Linked DNA regions of Homo sapiens: region 2 is linked to region 1. A link is a loop called in an ENCODE intact Hi-C map of the cell type or tissue named here. Cell type or tissue: endothelial cell of umbilical vein. All regions are shown on one strand.

Region 1 (8,000 bases):
CTATAACTTTATTTTCTTTTGAGGGTATGAGGCCAGGGCCACGTGGGCCTGCTGCTCCCAGCCCAGACTGCCATAGGCTCTTTTTATATGATTCTTCTAGCTGGCCTTCCTAGCATAATTGGCAATCAGATAGATTTTAAGAGCCCTCCTCTGTACAACAAAATTATTTTTAGAAATAATCATGAAATGGGCCGGGCACAGTGGCTGACGCCTGTAATCCCAGCACTTTGGGAGACCGAGGTGGGTGGATCACCTGAAGTCAGGAGTTTGAGAGCAGCCTGACCAACATGGCAAAACCCCATCTCTACTAAAAATATAAAAATTAGCCAGGCATGGTGGAAGGTGCCTGTAATCCCAGCTATGTGGGAAGCTGAGGCATGAGAATCACTTGAATCCAGAAGGTGGAAGTTGCATTGAGCCGAGATCGCGCCATTGCATTCCAGCCTGGGCAACAAGAGCAAAACTCTGTCTCAAAAAAAGAAAAAAAAGAAAGAATCATGAAATGAAGTGAATAATAATGATAGTCTAAAAAGAAATGCAGACAGTGATCATTTTCTTTTATTGAACTTTGTCTATATTGAGAACTAAAACTGTCTACAGTCATACAGCTTACTGTCTGCATTAACATCACTACTCATCCAGAATATTCTTGATCAAGAAGATAAATTGAATTTCCTGAAATAGCAGTTTCTCTAAATAGGCTATCAATTTGCTCTCCGCGGGATGTCTTAGTCTGTTCCAGCTGCTATAACAAAATACCATAGACTGGGTGGCTTAAACAACAGATTTTCTTCTTCTCACAGCTCTGGATGATGAGAAGTTCAAGATCAAGGTGCTAGTAGATTTGGTTCTCTGCTGCCTTCTCATTGTGTCTTCACATGGCCTTTCTTCGGTGCGTGTACATGGAGAGAAAGCTCTGGTGTGTAGTACTCTTCTGATAAGGACACTATCCATGATGGGGGCTCCACCCACATCACCTCATCTAAACCTAATTACATCCAAGGGCCCCACCTCCAGATACACTTGACCCTTGAACAACATAGGTTTGAACTGGGCAGGTCCATATATACATAGATTTTCCTCCACCTCTACCTGAAACAGCAAGACCAACCACCCCCTTTTTCCATCTCCTGAGTTTACTTGATGTGAAGACCACAAGAATAAGACCTTTATGATGAACCACTTCCATTTATTTATTTATTTATTTATTTATTTATTTATTTATTAACACAGTCTCACTCTATCGCCCAGGCTGGAGTGCACTAGCGCCATCTCGGCTCACTGCAATCTCTGCCTCCTGGGTTCAAGCCATTCTCCTGCCTCAGCCTCCCGAGTAGCTGGGATTACAGGTGCATGCCACCACACCTGGCTAATTTTTGTATTTTTAGTACAGACGGGGTTTCACCACATTGGTCAGGCTGGCCTCCAACTCCTGACCTCGTGATTCACCCACCTCAGCTTCCCAAAGTGCTGGGATTACAGGTGTGAGCCACCGCACCTGGCCCCACTTCCATTTAATGAATGGTAAATATTTTTGTCTTCGTTATGATTTTCTTCTTCTTCTTCTTCTTTTTAATGTTTTATAGAGACAAAGCCTCACTATGTTGCCCAGGCTGGTCTTGGACTCCTGAGCTCAAGTGATCCTCCCATCTCAGTCTCCCAAAGTGTTGGGATTACAGGCATGACCGACTACACCTGGACCCTTATGATTTTCTTAATAATATTTTATTTTCTCTAGGTTACTTTATTGTTAAGAATACAGGATATGGTACACATAACACACAAAGTGTGTGTTAATTGACTATGTTATTGGTAAAGCTTCTGGTTAACAGTAGGCTACTAGTAGTTAAGTTTTCGGGGAATCGAAAGTTACACACAGTTTTTTTTTTTACTTTGTGGGGGATCAGTGCACCTAACTCTTGCATTGTTCAAGGGTCAACTGTACCATGACATTGAGGACTAGGACTCTAACATATGAAATTGGGGGGACATAAACATTCAGCACATAACACAGGTAAATAGCATCTTCTCAAAGCAATAGCAAGCTCAACTGAAATTATCAAATGATTGTTTACTGTTTGAAGACTCATTTCAAAAGCCTATCCTCTCTGTATTCACCAATACTAAACTATTATGAACTTTGTCCCATCTCAGTCAAGCCTGACATTGAAAGACCCACCTTAAACATAGACCCCAGAAACCTCATAAATATCCCCACCTCTGGCTTCCCTGCTATTAAGATTTCATCAAGATCGTAACCTCCACAGCAGCCAACAATATAATCGAGTCAATTTTTAAATTTTTTAATAAAAAAGTATACAGGACAAAAAGGGAAACATGTAATGGATTGATACCTTTAAAACACAATCATGTAAAAAAAAAAAAAAAAAAAAGGCAAGCCAGGCATTGTGGCTCACAGAGGTAATCCCATCACTTTAGGAGGTCGAGATGGAAGAATCACTTGAGCCCAGGAGTTGGAGAACAACCTGGGCAACATAGTGAGACCCCATCTCTAAAAAAAAAAAAAAATAGCTGGGTGTGGTGGTATGCCTCTGTAGTCCCAGCTACTCAGGAGGCTGAGGTGAAAGGATCACTTGAGCCCAGGAGGTCAAGGCTTCAGTGAGCAGTGATTACACCACTGCCTCCAGCCTGGGCAACAAAGCAAGACTCTGTCTCAAAAATAAAAAAAAAGAAGGCAAACACATACGTACATTTGGTCTGTTGCACTAATGAATAGGATTATGGTTTCTATTTTCAAGCCTTCTACAAATTTGTCAAGAACTGTGAAAATCAAACTTCTTCATTCATATTAAACAAATAATATTTTAATTACTTTAATTTTGAAAAGCACAAATAGTTAAGAAAAACACAAATAGTTAAGAAACACAAATAGTTAAGAAAAAACTTAAGCATCAAGGTGAGATTGATTCATAAAAATTCCATGTCAAAGTCAATCTGAGATTGTAATACAGTCCATGTAATTTCTTGAGGATGAATTATAGCAGTTTTCAAACATCTCTGCAGTGAAAAAAAAATTCCCTCAAGTATCCTCACCAGGAAATTCATGATAAATTTCTTCTGCATTTAGTTAAAACTTCTCAAGTTATTCTTTTGCAAAAATCAGAGAAAGTGGCTGAGTGATAGTAAATGTTCATCGTATTTGATCCTTTATTTTAGAATGAATGTCCAGTTCTTGCTGAAAATAACTCAGGCATTCAAAATTGTCTTTTTGATTTCTTCTGGCCATGTAAGGCCTGCATCTTTTGTTGTTTCTCCTGACATTTTTCTTTGAAATGTCCATTTCCTTATATTTTGTTTTTGCAGAGTTAATGGTCTTCTTGAAGTCTATGTACCCATCTGCAGTAAACAATTTCACTGTACACTGTTCTAGGTTGATTCTGGCTGTTTGTTAATATGTTTGTGAAGTCACGTAGAATGACAGAATTAAAGTTACCCAAGCTCTGTTTCTTTGTCTTTACTATCACTGTATTATCACTGATCATTTCAAATGTACACTTTAGACTCAGAAATACATGGTAGAACTGTGCCCAATCTGAGGTCTGATAGTTACAATTTATCATGAACTTACTCCTGAAACAAATGCTTGTAGCTGCATATGTCATAGGCCAACTGCGTAACTGGAAATTCTCCAAATTGACTTCCATGACGTAGAACAGAATGTTTGTGAAAGGATATATAATGAAAACGTGCTAATTGGAAGCATACATAGTTAAAAATGGAAAGAAAGCAAAGTCCTTGTTTAGAACTTAAATGAAAAATGTTCAGGGAGAATTAGTTTATCATTGCTGTTTAGAATCACTGTTTGATGGTGATAATAAAGCACAGGCCACCTTTTAGTTAGTTTTACTATTGTTTTTCAGTTTCCTTCAGGTAATGCCCACCTTAGTGCCTGCACAGGGAGGATGCTCCCATGGGCCTGCCCCCAGTCCCCCACCTCCTGAGGTCGCCCAGGAGGGAGACTCGGGTAAGACTGCAGCCACCCCTGCAGCAGGACTTCTTCCTTGTCCAGACCATCCCGGCCGGGCACGGTGGCTCGTGCCTGTAATCCCAGCACTTTGGGAGGCCGAGGTGGGCAGATCACTTGAGGTCAGAAGTTTCAGACCAGCCTGGCCTGGCCAACATGGTGAAACTGAAATACAAAAATTAGCTGGGCGTGATGGGGACAGCACCAGCCTGTAATCCCAGCTGCTCAGGAGGCTGAGGCACAAAGCTCGCTTGAACCCAGGAAGCAGAGGTTGCAGTGAGCCAAGATTGCGCCACTGCACTCCAGCCTGGGTGACACAGTGAGACTCTCTCAAAAAAAAAAAAGACAATCCCAATTATCTTCACATCTCCACCTCTCAGGCCAGGGGACTATGCCCAATTCAGGAGAATATACTAATTAATCTAAAATTTTGAGTTAATTTCTCCTTGCCTGTAATGGTTTAGGAGTGGGTATTTGTTGAAAATCTAGCCAAAGAAGTTTGAGGGAAGTCTAATTTGGGGGCTTCTAAATCCATCAATGCACTCCAGGCATTGTCTATAGCTAAACAAATAAGGTGTATGTTATATACATACATACATACATATATATGTATAAAACACATATATTGTATAACACATGTATATAGCACATATGTATATATACACACACAAAGATATATATCACCTTGTTTCTTATGTATGTGTATACTATTGAGATTAATAAAAATAAAAATACACGTTCACATAAATGAGGTACTAAATTCATAGAATCTTTTAGTCTTTATGTATTTTTCTCAATCAAAAGATACAAAAAGTACAAATACTATTACATGCAGGTTCATGTCTTACCCTTATGCTTAAAAGGAGTCCTCATTAGTGGACAGCATTCTATTTCTCTCTTTGTCATTAAATAGCCTATCATCGAATTTTTCTATCAACCACTAGAGGGTAGTATAGACCAGAAAAAAAGCCCAAGCATCCAGTTGGCGGCAGCACATTCCTGAGACTAAGTGCTGCAGTGATAAACAGCCATTTGGTTAGAATGACCAGTGTAGGCAAAACAATTTAGGCCCCACTTTATAAAAACTCAAAATAAAAATACCGTTACCGGCCAGGCGCGGTGGCTCACACCTGTAATCCCAGCACTTTGGGAGGCCGAGGCGGTTGGATCACGAGGTCAGGAAATCGAGACCATCCTGGCTAACACGGTGAAACTCCGTCTCTACTAAAAATACAAAAAAAATTACCCGGGCGAGGTGGCGGGCGCCTGTAGTTCCAGCTATTCGGGAGGCTGAAGCAGGAGAATGGCGTGAACCCGGGAGGCGGAGCTTGCAGTGAGCAGAGATTGTGCCACTGCACTCCAGCCTGGGCGACAGAGCCAGACTCCATCTCAAAAAAAAAAAAAAAATACCGTTACCAAATTCCATGAGAAATGTGTATATTTAACTGGTTAGACAAATTTAGACATGAAGTGCTCAGAGTGTAGGACTGGAGTGACTAGGTTTGAATGTTACCTCGACTCTTAACAGCCGTGTGACCATGGGAAAGTGTTTAACCTCTGTTTCAGCATCTGTAAAATAATGGTAATAACAGTATCTATGATCATTCAATTAGAACAGTGACTGCATAGCACATAGTGAGCATGCTCCAAATTTGGGCAGATTTACTTTTCTTGGCCTCAGTTTTCTCATCTGTAAAGTGGAGCTAGCAATATTAGTCCCATGGTTGAAGAGTAAATGCACATAAGCAATTAGCACAATGCTTGACACTTGGTAAAATATATGCTTTTGTTAGTACTATTTTAATATTCTTTTTATAATTACTAATGATATTATTGTTAGACTTGGAATAAAAACTTGGCACTGGTATTTTGTCATTGATTGTTTACCTTAAGGCACATTTGAGAAACAGCGGCCCTATGGGGTGGCTCATGCCTGTAATCCCAGCACTTTGGGAGGCCAGGGCAGTTGGATTACTTGAGGTCAGGAGTTCGAGACCAGCCTGGCCAACTTAGCGAAACCCTATCTCTACTAAAAATACAAAAATTAGCCGAGTGTGGTGGCGTGTGTCTATAATTCCAGCTACTTGGTAGGCTGAGGCAGGAGAATCGCTTGAATCTGGGAGGCGGAGGTTTCTATGAGCTGAGATCGCACCACTGCACTCCAGACTGGGTGACAGAGTAAGACTTTGTCTCAAAAAAAAAAAGGAGAGAGAGAGAGAAATGGCAACATGGAATTGCATTTTCTGGTTCTTCCCAAAGCTGGCAAGGCTCCTGGCCACATACTGCTCACCACAGTTTTAAAGCTTTGCCTCTACCTGAAAACCAAACTGGATATGCAGTTAAGTGGAGAATTTAATCTTCCTTTAAAGACAATGCAAACAATTGGTGCCCCTTTAAAACTCGCTTTCTTGTTGAAAGTGAATATTTCTTTTGGATCATTCAAAAACTTCAAGTTTCTTCTGTGATTGTGTACAAGGTGTCATCCCTTGTTTATTTCTGGATAGACTTCCACAGATTAAAGCTAGCATCTGTATTCTCCCTAAGCTGGTCTCTGCTGCCAGGGCCTTACTTGTTGTTGAGCAAGGATGGTTTGGCACTGACGGTCCGATTTACATCCTCCTATCTCCATGAAGAAGCTTATCCTAGCCTGGGCAATGTAGTGAGACCTCATCTGTACTCAAAATAAAATAAAATAAATTTAGCCGGACATGGTGGCTTATGCCTATAGTCCCAGCTATTTGGGAGGCTGAGACAGGAGGATTGCTTGAGCCCAGGAGGTCGAGGCTGCAGTGAGCCATGATAGCACCACTGCACTCCAGCCTGGGTAACAGAATGAGACTCTATCTCTAAAACAAAAAAAAAAACTTACCTTTAAAAAATCATACCTACTTCAAAATGATATAAAAACGTCATCAATCATTTTATGTGTTTTGCTATACCTGCCAAGAAGAGTTCGATGGTGTTGAACTGTTGCTTAGCATTTAGTCTCTTTTGGTAATAAAAAAATTAATACTGGCCACAAAACAAATTGATTTCATGAGCTTATTGACAGCCCTGGGGAATTTAGAGTTTGCCATAGTGAGCCAAGAGGGCCAAGCTGCTTCTGCTTGACCTACAAATCCTACAGTTGCCAGCCAATCTAGTCAATTCTTGGCGATGGATTGATTTCCCCATCAGTTTTCTTCAATCTCGCCTCAGACCTCAGAACTTCCTATTCCACTGGACACCATTGCTGCTCAAATAAATCCCATTATAGACAGAGCCCCAGTGTGTCATATCACCAAAAGACAGAGCAAATGGCTGGTTGGACTACTGTAAGCCCTGGATCACTTCCAGAATACAGGTTCCACCATGCGAGCCAACGAATCTGTTTTCCCAGTCATCTGTTTTCACCAAGTCAAGAGTTCAAAAGACTTGTCCAATAAGTCAGAACTTCTGTAGCTGGATGACTGGTGTTCCAGTGTGATCATCATGTCTGCCCTTTAAATGTAAAAACTGAAGCACTTTGTGAAACCTGAAAACAGTTTAAGACATTAAAAAGTCCTCCCCCCTCATCTAAAAGAAAAAGGAATTTTCATGCACTGTAGAAACCATTCAGAGGCAAAACATCACATCCCAGTGAATATAATAGGGTCTTGCAGCCCCCTCTTATTTGAACACAACCCTCATTGACTTAAAAGTGACATTTCCAAACTGGCTGCAAGAATGATTTGTCCCCCAGACAAAGCAGGCTGCATTTGTTCTGCTAGAATGGCTGCTCTTCTTTGTCTCTGGATAATTTGATACAGCATACATTCATTCATTCAAGGGTGACTCTTATTTGAAAAATTTCTCAATGAGACCATTTAAAAAATGGTTTTTAATCCAGAGCTTTCATGACTAACTCTAAGGCTTCTTTCAGCCTTCAGCCTTGTCCCTGTTAGTTTCATAGAACTGGCAAAAATTGATCTTTTGAAATAAAATTTTTTACAGTAAATATCAACCTAAAAGTGATCATTTTTTCTGAAAACTTTGG
Region 2 (8,000 bases), 290 kb after region 1:
CCCTGTGCTCAGCTGGGAGCACTGGAAACTTTAGGCCCGGCCACCAAGGGGTGTGTGGTCATCACCCTGTAAAGTGATAGTTAGTGTGTCTTTGTGATGGACACGGTTGGCCTGGCCACAGAGCTCAGCCAACTGGGAGACTTAGGAGGACTTAGCCTGTGGTTGGGAGAGTGGCTCCCAACTGACATGAACTGGGCCAGAATGAATCCTGGGATCAGCCCATGGGTAGGACCTGGGGAGGCCTTGGGGGCCTAGAGCACTAGAGAGATGCTGACAGCGGTTTCCATGGGAATAAGGGAGGAGGGGAATCCCAGGCTCAAGATCTGGGACATGGAAGGTGTTCAGGGAATGACAGGGCATGTGCTCGTGGGAAAACTTCAGGCCATTACAAGACAATGGACGAGACTCAGTGGGCAGTGTGGCCTTAAACGTCATGCCCTCCCCTGTAGTATAAAAACTGATTCCTTGGCCTCCATCTGCCTTGATTTCCTCATCTCTAACACGGTTTATAACCTATTTGAGAAGCAGGCATGCACCTGGAAAGACAAATGCAGTTTAAATAATGCATGCTTTTAATCATCTAGATTAGCAACTACTAGGAGGATGCGTTTTAAAACATATATAATGTTTATCTTTTCCTCCCTCCACAACTACCTGCTTTTCCCCAACCAAACAGCTCAAAGTTGACAGGATGATAGAAATGAAAGTAATTTACATTGCATAGAAGTCACTCCTATTGGAATAAGCAACTCTGTGTGTCATTTAGAAACTAATTGGCTCAAAGGCATGGGATCCACAGGAAGACAGAGTGAGTCCTATGGACATGGAGGGCAAATGGGCAGGATGGCCCTTTCACAAAAGGGAAATGGGCAGGAAAATAGGCAGGATGGTACCTTCACAAAAGGGAAATGGGTGCTGTTGGCTGGATGTCCACCATGTGCCAGCCACAGCAAACCCACTTAGATGCCTTAGCCTTCTTCTCACCACAAGGACTTGTGTGCCATCCAAGCCTAGAATTCTCTGCTTTCTTGATCATGAGCTGTCACCTAGCACGGCCTGGCTTTTCTCTCCTTCCCACGTGAGACCTTGTCCTTTGTCTACCCCTAGTGGTGGTGATCCTGAGGGGACCTGAAGGCTAGGCCCAGGGATGGTTCTGTGCTCTGTGTCTATTCATGCATGCATTCCAGAAACACATTTGAGTGTTCACCAAGTGCTCAGCACTTTGCTAGGCATTATGACTCAGATGAGACCCTTAGCCTCCCGGAGTTTACATCTTTGTCACGGGCATAAATCAGTGACTAAGGCAATGGGTGGTGAATTGAGGGTGGGTCTGCGGTGTGGTGGAATGGGCTCTTCTGCTGTGAGCCTTTGTATTCCTTCCCCTAGGAACGGGCACGCGCTCTTGGCATTCATGTTCTCGCGTCAGGAGGGCAAGTTGAACCGCCAGCAGACCATGGAGCTTGGCCACCACATCCTGAAGGCGCACATTTTCAAGGTGAGATGCACACCAACTTGGGGAAGGGTTTCTTTGTTGTCATTTTGAGGTTTTGCTTTGGAGATTTTAGACAGCTCTGTCAGCCATCCAAGAAACGCTCCATGCACCTCAGCCCAAATGCAACCTCCTCCTGCCTCCCCTCTCCAAAAGTAACCGCTGTTCTGACTCAGCCTGGGCATTTCCTTGCATTTTGCTATAGTTGATTGCTCAAGTGTATATCAGAGTGCTGTGCTTAAGTTTTACTTCTTTCCACCTTTAAATCTCTGATAAGTTTCTTTTTATCTAAAGGTTCCACTTTGTTCATTACTTTTTGTTTCCTTATTATTGATTTGTTCGAGAACCTGAGTTTCTTGACCTGTGTGATTTTGTACCACCTGGACTTTCTGACTGTGTTTGCCCAGGCTGGAGAGCAGTGGTGGGATCATAGCTTACTGGACTCAAGCCATCCTCCCGCCTCAGCCTCCCAAGTAACTGGGACTATAGGCACGCTCCACCTTGCAGGGCTCAGATGGTGATATTCTAATTCTGTCATTTATTCTTCCTCTAATTTACTTCCAACATGGTAAAACCTTGTCTCTACTAAAAATACAAAAATTAGCTGGGAGTGGTGGCATGTATCTGTAATCCCAGGTACTTGAGAGGCTGAGGGATGAGAATCACTTGAGCCTGGGAGGTGGAGGTTGAAGTGAGTTGAGATTGCACCACTGCACTTCCAGCCTGGGCGACACAGCAAGACTCTGACTCAAAGAGAAACTCTCATCTGCCATCTCTCTCCCAAGGCACAAAGTTAACCTAGTGAAGGCAGGCTGGTTCCTTGACCCTTGGTTTCAGGTAGTGAAAGCTCGCATGTCCAGGCATTCTTTGTGTGTGACCCCGTGCCTTCTGCAGGTATCTGCACCCTCTGCGGCAGACCCACTTTCAGAGTGACCCTGCAGGTGGGAAGGAGATGCTCAGGCAGATCTGTCTCTGATTGTTTCCAAGATCTGTCTCGATTGTTTCCAGGGCCTCAGTAAGAAGACGGGAATTTCTTCAAGCCATCTCCAAGCCCTGTGGATCGGCTACAGCACCGAGGGGCTGTCCGCCGCCCTGGCCTCTCTCAGGAATCTCTATACTCCCAACGTGAAGGTGAGCAACCTTCTGCACAGAGAGCCGGAGACCCAGCCCTGGCCGGCTGCTGGCCGTTCCTCCAACAGCCCTGTTTCCCTCTGCCCTGGGTGGTGGTGAGAGGACGCAGAGGAGCTTCTAAAGATGTGCTTCCCTGATCACACGGGCTTGGGTGCTGTATTACTCGTTCTTCCAGAAGTTTAGCTTTTCTTTGGCAGGAAGATGTGGGTGGTCAGGGCTGCTCTGAGCACATGTGGTGACTGTTTCACAGCAGATGTGATAAGGAAGCAATTTACAAAAGAAATCAAAGATCAGAGAGATTTCTAGGGAAAACGGATTTTTTAAGTGTCCTGCGTTACTAATCTGGACCATCTCTTCAGAGTTCATGGGAAATTAAGCATGGATGGGTGATGCATAGAGATAAGTACACAGAAAAACAAACATCGAGGTTTCATGTATCCATATTTCTGCCTATGGAAAGGGTATCAGCATGGCCTTCTGTGGAGCCAAGAGCTTCTTCACTTCTTGGTCAGTGGCTTTCATGTCATGATGTTCCACTCAGCTTTTTAAGGTAGATTTTTCTTCCTGATTTCATGTAGCCTGGGAATCTGAAGCACACAGAGGCCAAGCAGCCTGTTAAGGCCACAGAGACAGTGTCCAGGCCTTTCAGCTTCAGGCCCTGATGTACCCGGCTGCCTGTGGAAGCCCTGGGTCAGTTTAGGGAGCCAGGTCTTCCCCCCGAATCACTCACATTGTTTCATCTTTCATTTCAGCTAAGAGTGTATCTCTCGGCTTCTCCATAACTAATAAAATTCTATAATCATAAGAAAGATGAGAATAAAAATGGCAATATGTTTTCATATGTTAATGAATTTCTGGGCATAGAATTTATTTTAATATGGAAATAAGTAAATGGGAAACATCTGTTGAGTACAAGTTTTTAAGACAGTAAATTTAAAGGTACTGCATAATAGTGTAATGAGCATGGCCCTCCTGAGATTATAAACTTTGCTCTTTAACGTATGTGCGATTTTAAGAGTTAATCATTTTTACTTTGTTTTGTAAAACTCCAGTGTCACCTACATCTACACCATCTCCGAAATTATTTCTATAATGTGGTTATAGAATCTTAAGTCTTTTCATTATCCTTCTGTTTCTTTTATCTTTCAAGGGGGGAAAACGGTTTTCACAGGATCTTGAACAAATTACAGTAATTTTAAATTATGCATGCAATTAAGGAACTTTTTTTAGAGTGTATTAAATGTTGTCATACAGGAATGAATGTCATTTTGAACAATAATTGCAGTTTGCCACTTTGGTAAATTAAAGTGACTTGCTCTGGGATGATTACTTGGTAGATGGATTTTAGTTGCAGTGGCATGCCAGCAGTCTCTAACCATGTTGTCTCCTGTGGCCAGGCCAGGATGGGGCCAGCCTGGGCCCCGCTGGCCCACTGGAGTCCCATCCAGCCAGTGGTTTTGTTGTACCATCTCATAGGACTGGTGGCCAGCCGCAAGCTGTGGCCTCAGGAGGATTTAGGTTGCAGTTCTTTTCTCAGCTGACAACAGAAAGGAGAGGAGAACAGGAGCTAGGTGTGGCCTTTGGCCCAACTTCCCTTGGCCGGGAGATCCAGTCATATCCTACATCATAGTCAGGAAGGACACATTTTAAAACAATTGTGCTTGTGTGAGCTTCCAGTGTACTTAGTGGGAATGCTGATGCTGCCCTATGGCCACCCTGGCCAAGCCTCTTCTGGTCCTCATGATCGTATTGCCTCGCATATCCCCAGCTCCCTTCCTGTTTTCCTGTTTTCATTAAATCCAGAAGTTGAGAGATACCACCACTTCTGAGTGTTGTCCAAGGAGGGCTTCTGTGATCATGGTCGGAAAATTTCCATATCGTTGGGGGAAAATCTATAGGATGAATCATTTAAACAGGTTCCTTCAGCACAGTGCCGTCTCAGCCAAGACTGCTGCTCTGCCACCTGGCTGCTCTGTGACCATCATTAGCTTTGTGCTTAGCGCTCAGCTCGGCCTTACTCCCTCTGAGCCTTGGCTTTCTCACCTATAAAGTGGAGACACAAAAGAGGCTGTCTCTCAAGTGATGAGAAACCTTACTGAGATGTTAAAGGTACTGGGAACATACTTGGCATTTATTATGTTTACATGAATTGTTGTTAGTGCTTTGCCTCATCTCTGGAAACAGTGGCTCTGCTGTAGGCACCTGGGAAGTTTTGGATGTGCCAGTTGGTGCTTGTTAACAGGAGCTGCCGACCTTGAGGATGTGATGGTTGCAGGTGACTTACCTCTGCCCTCATCTCGGCATGAGGTGTCCCTGCTGCTCTGTGCTGGTGAACAGCCCAGGCTGGGCATGCAGGGTGATGTGGACAGGAGGGCAGAGCTCCCTCCTGTGCCTTCCAGAGGTCAGGGACCTGAGTTCTTGTCGTTTCTGAAGACTCCATGAAAGGTTGATTATAACATCGATTAATGTTTATTTAACATGTACAGATGCTGAGTGCTGTGCTAAATGCTTAATGCACATATATATACATACACTTTTTTTTTTACACATTGATTTTTAATCTTTACAACCACCAAGTGAAGTGAAACTTTTATCCTCATTTTTTTAGATGAGAAAACTGAGGTTTAGGGCAGTTGATACTTTCCAAAATCACACAGCTGGAAGGGCGCCTGACACTCAGCAAGCCCTTGCTCTGCAGGTGCCTTTATCACTTGATGTGTTTACAGCCCTGGCTGCCAGCTAAAATCACCTGGGAGCTCTGGGCACCACAGCCCCAGCCCCAGTTAAGTCAGAATCTCCAAGAGTGGGGCCAGGGTATTGGAAACTTTCAAGCTCCCAGGTGGTTTCAGTGTGCATCAAGGTTAAGAACCATAGTTTAGGGGAAGGTGATGGAGGGTTAAGTGGTAAAAATACGTACAGCATTACACCGACAAAGGAAAATGTTATTCCCAGAAGCAGAGGAAGTGTGAATTGATGACATCTTTAGGAAACCTCTGCCCTGAGCACATGCCTTCCAGGTAAACTCTTGTAAGGGATTCATCATGGTACTCCAAGTATACCTTCCACCATTATTAGCAAAAGAGTACCTGTTAGATAGAATGGGATGGCATGCTGCTGTTTTCTTAGGTGGCACCTAAAGCACAGAGAGGTTGAGGAATTTTCTGAAAATCACACAGTAGGTTAGTTTGGGGGCTGGCTGAGAACTCACACCACTTAATCCTTCATTTTTTAGGCCCATGGATCTCAAGAAGGTATGGGGTTGATGGGGGAGGACAGAATGTAACTGGCTGGCAAAATTATCCAGGGAATTTACAAATGATCCTGCCCATCCTGTGGCTAGCAGAGTCTGGTGTGCCCCTTGGTGGCATTGCGTGTATTTCCAGATGTGTATCTTCTCTACTCCTCTTGCTGAGGACTGGTTTCATTGGCCTTAATAAAATCCTATTTCTTCAGCATAATCTGATTCTGTCCACGCTGTTACTCAAAGGGATTTTTAAAACACTTTTATTATTTTATTTTTATTTTTATTTATTATTATTATTTTGAGATGGAGTTTTGCTCTTGTTGCCCAGGCTGGAGTGCAATGGCGTGATCTTGGCTCACTGCAACCTCCGCCTCCTGGGTTCAAGTGATTCTCCTGCCTCAGCCTCCCGAGTAGCCGGGATTACAGGCGTGTGCCACCGCAACCAGCTAATTTTTGTATTTTTAGTAGAGACTCAGTTTCACCATATTGGCCAGGCTGGTCTCAAACTCCTGACCTCAGGTGATCCACCCACCTCGGCCTCCCAAAGTGTTGGGATTACAGGCGTGAGCCACCATGCCCAGCCACACCTTTATTAATGTTGTAGCATAATGCAGTCTTAAAATGCTTTTGAATTAGATCAGAGTCTGGTGGCATTTTTAAAAAGCAAGCCTATATAGATCTGTAGAGCAGGCTTGGTGGGGATTAATTAAGTCATTTGCCTGAAGTTGCCCATGAAACAGCAGTGTTAGGACTGGACACCCTTTCTGATCTCTCATCCATTCCTCCACAAGTACAAGTTGACAGCGAGACCCTAGAGGCTGGGTTGGTGTTCACCTGGATCTGGCTAGACAGTGGTCTCTCTGATGGTGTAGACAGCGGGGTGGTGGTCAGGTGGTTGGCTGGCTCCTTGTCACTTGCACATGGCCTGTTCTTCCTTAAATGTAGATGGCAGTCCCAGCAGTGTGAAGAAACTGATGTGTGGGTCATCCCCATCCATGGAGGGGCTCTGTTTGCCTTTCTTCTCTGTGAACTTCTGTATCGTAGAACCAGTGTCTGGTGCAGTGGACTAAGCAGGAAAACAGAGCATGCTGAGGGATAGAGAGGGCCTGGGTGCACAGGGTACCCTCTCCCCCATGTCCTGGCACTGGAGCAGAGCCCTGCAGGAAGTGATTATATTTATGGAATGAGCATTCCAGTCAGGGAACTAAAAGGGGGTAAAGACCATGAGGCCGGCCCTGCTTGGCATTGTCACAGCACGTGTTGGGTCCAAGGTGGCTGCAGTGAGGGAAGGATTCTGCAGAGAAGATCAGAGAGGAAGCTGGAGGCCTGTATCACAGAGGTTCAAGCTTCAGCAGCCAAGACATCTTCAAATTTGACACCTGGGGTTCTAACCTGTCACTATGCCATTGTGAGTTATGGTTTCACTACTTGGTAGTATAATTTTCCAGACCCATTTGTTTGTAAATATTCTGTTTGTCAGCTACTCTTGTGGACATCTATCACTGAAATACCATGAAGTTTTTATGCCTTGTCATCTCTCTGTATCTTTTAATGATCCCCATGTGTCTCTAGTCAATAAATGATAGTCTCTGTGGTTTTCACATTTAGTGGGCAGGTGGAGGACCTGCCAGGCTTTGGCAGGGGCAGTGATTGATGTGGGTCAGGACCATTGAAGTAAGCCATTGAAAGAAACACACTGGGCATCTTAATAGCTGTTAAAGGAGCATCATTTGTATCTAATGATCTGAAGATCTGAAAAAAAAAATATTATTATACCTAAAATTTGCGTATGTTCAGTAATTTTATTTTAAAACCTGTAGATAAAAAGCTTTTCCCAATACCTAGATCCAGGGAGATTACTAAGTGGGGGATATAGTAATTAGTGGAAGCAGCACATTATTTTCTAGCAGTATTATGCTGCGGACAATCATGGCACATGTGGACATTTCCATATTTTCTGTTTCTTTTAGGAACACATCCCTATAAAGTATTTGTATTTACTTTTGGCCTTATCTCACTATTAACACCATGACTATTTTTTTCTTTTTAAAAACATTTTTTATAGAGACGGGGTCTTGCCATGTTGCCCATGTTGGTCTCAAACTCCTGGGCTCAAGCAGTCCTCCCTCCTCAGCC

The links. Peaks named below come from ENCODE experiments on the same cell type or tissue, not always from the same donor. Only the 100,000 strongest peaks of a DNase experiment are listed, where the experiment ranks them.
Region 2: a loop joins it to region 1, with 5 times the contacts of the local background. A loop is called at or near these places in 23 of 110 quality-filtered maps.

What each region holds. Positions count from the first base shown.
Region 1 is chr2:158,896,527-158,904,526 of GRCh38, forward strand. No RefSeq gene overlaps it. Among named protein-coding and RNA genes, the nearest start is that of TANC1, 68 kb to the right of the region's middle. In endothelial cell of umbilical vein, a CTCF peak has its summit at 4,901 (motif pointing right); a DNase peak (open chromatin) is centred at 4,935.
Region 2 is chr2:159,184,405-159,192,404 of GRCh38, forward strand. TANC1 (tetratricopeptide repeat, ankyrin repeat and coiled-coil containing 1) reads left to right here. Exons shown (of 27, transcript NM_033394.3): 15 at 1,387-1,495; 16 at 2,498-2,620. It overlaps MIR6888 (microRNA 6888), which reads left to right and starts at 2,431; the gene lies at 2,431-2,497. RefSeq lists an enhancer at 1,198-1,367 and a cis regulatory region at 1,283. In endothelial cell of umbilical vein, a CTCF peak has its summit at 1,106 (motif pointing left); DNase peaks (open chromatin) are centred at 1,097 and 4,297; H3K27ac peaks cover 1,612 bases.